2 separate regions of the Homo sapiens genome follow, and region 2 is linked to region 1. Evidence: read pairs that join two places in POLR2A ChIA-PET (ENCODE). Cell type or tissue: GM12878. All regions are shown on one strand.

Region 1 (2,500 bases):
ACCATCCACCAAGGATTTTGGAAAGTTGCAATCTCCCATTTGGAGGAAATGTTAGAACATCTAAATCTTTTCCACTTATAAAAGCTCATGAATCTCTGGATCTGAAAGAGGAAACAAAGATAATGTGATGTGCTGAAGGTCTCAGCATCAATTCTGTCAGCAGTGGGCTTAATCCCAGCCTCCTGAGCCCTGACCCTACATTTCTTCACTAGGGCTCACAGTCTCTAGCCTGGAATTCCTCAATCTGTGGCCAGTTTACATTCTCAACTCTAATTGCTAGCCAGTCACAAATTTCTCAGAGAGCCTAGTGCAGCGATGTATCCTTGCATCACAGAAAGAGAACCCAGCGGCCGGGGGAAGCTGTATCGTTCTCCTGTTAAGAACAGGACCCAGCTTAAGTCAAGCCTCATAAATAACCATGAAGACCAATGACAACTTCACGGTGGGATTCTGAAGCCTCAAAGCCACACACCCACATTCTCCAAACTGAGAAGAGTTTCTGTAAAAAAAAAAAAAAAAAAAAAAAAAAAAGATACTACATTCCTCAACAATGGCTTTAAATGTGAATAGAGACAGGCACCTACAGACAAGAAGTTGAACCCTATATAAACTGTGCACCGACTTCATGACTGAAACTCCAAACCCTACCTCAAATGTGTGATCCTTCTGTTAAATCTTGATTTTATTTAGCCCCTTCTTTGATGAATGACTAGAACCTGCTCCCCATTTGGTGCCTCTAACATAATTTTCGAGGCTCCTTAGTTTTGGTTAAAAACTTATGGAACAAAGGCACATACAGACCCTCTTAAAACCATTTGCCAAAACCACATTTTGTTAATTATAGCAACAGCCAGTATTTCCTGAGCACTTAACCATGTGCCAGCCCTCCCTCCACAGACACTTTCTCATGTGGCCCCATGAGCTAGTTTCTGCTGTACAGATGAGAGAACTGAGACTTAACCTCTCTAAATGACTTCACCACAGTTGCACCACTGTGGAACTCAGACTTGAACCCCAGCAGCCTGAGTCTGTACTGCGCACACAAGTCTCATCACATGCTGAACCAATGCGTTAACACATCCAGACCTTTCTGTGGTTCCAACACTGCTCTCTCAAAAGTCTAGTTTGAGCCTAGCAGAAACATAAATGACAGATGATACAGTAAAGGGTCCTTTTTTTTTTTTTCGGTTTTGGTTTTAATAGGCCACCTTCTGTATTAGAATTAAAAGGGCCCAACAGTGGTTCTTAAATGCACCCAGGAAGAATGTGCCCTGGGCTGTTGTACAGACTGATCCTGCTGGCAGCTAGCTGGAGAACCCCAGGCCTCCCTCACTCAATAATATGGGTCTCTGCTCAATCTCTCTTCTTCAGAGAGGCTTTCTTGACAAGCCTCAAACCTGAAACAGCACCCACTTCCTTCGCTAATTTCTTACCCTACTTTGCTGTTCCTCAAGCATTTTTCACCAGATGTGTTTATGTATTTGTTTCCTATCTGCCTTCACTGCTGGAGTGTCATCTCCAGAAAGAAGAGATGGTTTTGCTCATCACTATCTCCAGTGCCTAGACAGTGCCTGGCACAGAACAGGCACTTGCCGTATCTGTTAGTAAAGAAACAAATCGATCTCTGGGTGGTAGAATAACAGCTACTTTGTATTTTCATCTTTTTGCTTAGCTGTAATTTCCAGATTTTCAGCAGAGCATCCCTCCTTGTACTACAGAAGCACTGTTTTTTAAGCCTTTCCTTTTGAAAACACAGCACTATTATTCAGTTATACACATCAACTCAAAGGTAGAGATGATGGCTGTATGGTCACTGGTAGCCCGGGGGCATGAAAACCCATGCTAAATTAATCCCCAGGTGCCTGGCTTGACAGCTCCGTACACCCAGCCCGGCATGGCACACACTCCTGGCCAACTCAGTTGCTAATAATGGCCTTCTGCCCTCAGGGAGCAACCATCCTCCCCATGTGGCATAGACACAGGCTAAAAGCCACCTTCTTAATCCTCATTGCATTCCTGGGCAGTACAGGGAAGGCAGTTTATCTTCATCACCATGTCATTCATGTCTGACAGAGGCCAGAAGCGAAAGGAGAAAACCTGAACACACAACCATCTCCAGGAGACACCCATCTGCCTCCCCAGAGTTAGGATTCTGTGAACCACTGATGAGAAATGACTGGCACTTCTGCCAAGAGGTTCACTGTGTTTCAACCTCAGATACCATCAGATACAGCTTCTACTAATCTTCTCCTTGCCTCGACCCAACTGCATCCTGAAATAAAGTCTTAAATATTTACTTTGTTCTTCTGCAAATCTTGCTATAACTTGTACTGTTCACATTAACCACACTTAATGAAAGCAATTATCGAGAAGGTTCTATTAACATAGAGTTTAGACAGGTTAATGACTGTCTTCCCTTGAGAGCTGAGCACTCCCGCACAGGAGTTCCCCTCCCCATTTTGGAGTGGGAAGGTACAGTAAAGGGTCAGGCAGTTTCTGG
Region 2 (2,500 bases), 150 kb after region 1:
AGAGAGACAAGGACTCAGCTGGACATTGCTGGCATTGAAACTGGAGAAGGGGGCATGAGCCTAGGAACACGGGCAGCCTCTAGAAGCTAGAAAAGGCAAGGAGACCGATTCTCCCTTCAAGCCTCCAGAAAGGAATAGACACCTTGATCTCGGCCAGTGAGACCCATAAGGGACCTCTGACCTACAGAATTCAAAGAGAATAAATGTGTGTGGCTTTAGCTGCTAAGTTTGTGGCTGTTACAGCAGCAATAGAAGTAATCTTGTAGTATTTCTATTAGAGACTGACAGTGAGGAAATAGAACAGTCACACTTGAAACCACTGAACTAGGAGGAAGAAACTCGGAAACTTAAAGAGTATTAACCAGACATGGCATCAAAAAATGGAAAGCTGTCCAGACACGGTGGCTCACAACTGTGAGCACTAAGAGAGACTAAGGCATTTTGAGAGACTAAGGCAGTAGGATCGCTTGAGGCCAGGACTTCGAGACCAGCTTGAGCAACATAGTAAGACTCGTGTCTCTCCAAAAACTAAAATTTTTTTTAAAAATTTAGCCAGGCGTGGTGACACATGCCTGTAGCCCTAGCTACTCAAGAAGCTGAGGCAAGAGAATCACTTCAGCCCAGGAGTTGGAGGTTACAGTGAGCTATGATTGCACCACTGCACTCTAGCCTGGGTGACAGAGAAAGACCCTGTCTCTAAAAAAAAAAGAACTAATAAAACTTGAAAGTTGTATTTGATTCTGCTTACAGAAATAGAGAAAAGGCACTATCATAGAATAAGCAACTCATTATCATGAAAAACACTTTACAGGAAGAACAATAAAATCTTAATACACAGTATTACCAAGGATCCCCTACCTATACTACTTAACAAGCTGGTACTAGGGGAAAGGCCATAGTAACAAAATCCTTTCACAGAAACTTTCTGCAGACTTCCTTTAACTGATGGCTACTCCAAACCTGCAGCTCTCTGATCACTCCCTCTTTCTTCTTTCTCTCTCTCTCTTTCTTTTCTTTTTCTTTTCTTTCATTCTCTCCTTCTCTTTCTCTCTTTTTTTTTTTTCTTTGTAGAGGCAGGAGTCTTGCTTTGTTGCTCAGGCTGGTCTCAAACTCCTGGGCTCAAGCAATCCTTCCATCTCAGCCTCTGAGAGTGCTGGGATTACAGGCATGAGCCACTGCACCCAGCCTCCACTTTTTCTTAAGATAACATTGACAATAAGGTAATAAGCCCTAGTGGTGTGTGGACACACACACTCACATTCAGAGTCCCAATTTGTTGACCTGCATGAGACCATAAACTGTGCTAAGAGGAAAAAAAAAATGTCCACAGACTGATTTTAAAAGATGAACTCTGAAAGAGCATAATGACCAAACGGAACCTCAAAATCAGGAACACACCTAGGAATCTTTTTAAGGATAGACTAAAGAAACTAAAGTAGCTGAGTGTGCAGAACCCAGCCACGCAGGCACACTAGTAGAACCCTCCAAGTGTGGGAGGGGCTAAGTGATGCACCACTTTTCAGATGAGAAATCAGAATCACTAACCACAGAATCGGCCCACATGAAGACAGCCAGCTAAGTGCAGAAGCCTCACCTGCCACGGTCGGAGTTCACTCACGATGCCATGCTGCCTGGACAGCTCATCTCGTGACTCCAGCACGCCAGGCCTGGAGCTTCCAGCCTGTACCCATGAGAGCTCCATGACACTCCTTTCTTTATTGGACCTACATGTTTCTTTTTTTGTTTTGGGGGGGTTGGAACAAGCCTGGGGGGGGGGGAAACCTTTTCCTTGAAGGAGCTCACTGGACATAAGAATTGCAAAGGAGGAATGGTGAACCTCTAAAAGTTGATCGTATTTACCCAGGAGAATTACATTTGTGTGTAATGTACAGTGAAGACTGCCCAATAACAATGTCATCTTTAAACCCACCAAGCATAATAGCTAAAAATCAAATAAAGGAAGAATGTTAACATTCTTAGTCACAGAGACTAGAACTTTTTTACAGAGGGAAGGCAATCAAGATGAACAGAGGGGCTTGAAGCTGTGTTTGCAAAGGTCTTACACAGGACTGGGGACACCGCATGATGAAGATTACTGGGGGGAAGGGAATAGAGGGAAACTCCCCTTCCCTGCCATATCCTCACCACGTGGGGCCTCTAACTAGGTGCTCTAAAAAATTACAGGAAAGGGGACGAAGGAAGTATACCAAACAAATACTAAGAAAGGTGCCAAAGGAAAACAGAGAAATCACACAGAGCATGAGGCAGAGATGGTACTTTCTCTTTGCATCCAAGAAAGAATCGGTCATTCAGAAAACTCCTCACCGGCATGGATGCTTGTAAATAACAAACTGGAGGTGAAAATAAGATGGTTTAAAAAAAAAAAAAGCAGCTGCAAGAAGACTGATACCAAACTTCCTTATGTTGAAAGGTAGTAGTTACACACTGAATGTGTAGACAGAATTTGGCCCTGCTTGTGGCAGTGTGTAAACACCTAGCC

Evidence for each region. Peaks named below come from ENCODE experiments on the same cell type or tissue, not always from the same donor. Only the 100,000 strongest peaks of a DNase experiment are listed, where the experiment ranks them.
Region 2: POLR2A ChIA-PET joins it to region 1 with 6 read pairs; 7 of 35 experiments call an interaction of 5 or more read pairs at or near these places.

What each region holds. Positions count from the first base shown.
Region 1 is chr2:134,281,677-134,284,176 of GRCh38, reverse strand. All of the region lies in intron 2 of MGAT5 (alpha-1,6-mannosylglycoprotein 6-beta-N-acetylglucosaminyltransferase), which reads right to left. Among named protein-coding and RNA genes, the nearest start is that of MGAT5, 29 kb to the right of the region's middle. RefSeq lists an enhancer at 1,599-1,808. In GM12878, no CTCF peak of the experiment used is centred here; DNase peaks (open chromatin) are centred at 996 and 1,406; H3K4me3 peaks cover 1,212 bases; H3K27ac peaks cover 2,500 bases.
Region 2 is chr2:134,126,774-134,129,273 of GRCh38, reverse strand. MIR3679 (microRNA 3679) reads right to left here and starts at 2,149; the gene lies at 2,082-2,149. It also overlaps a transcript of MGAT5 not described here. In GM12878, no CTCF peak of the experiment used is centred here; a DNase peak (open chromatin) is centred at 1,541; H3K4me3 peaks cover 1,395 bases; H3K27ac peaks cover 581 bases.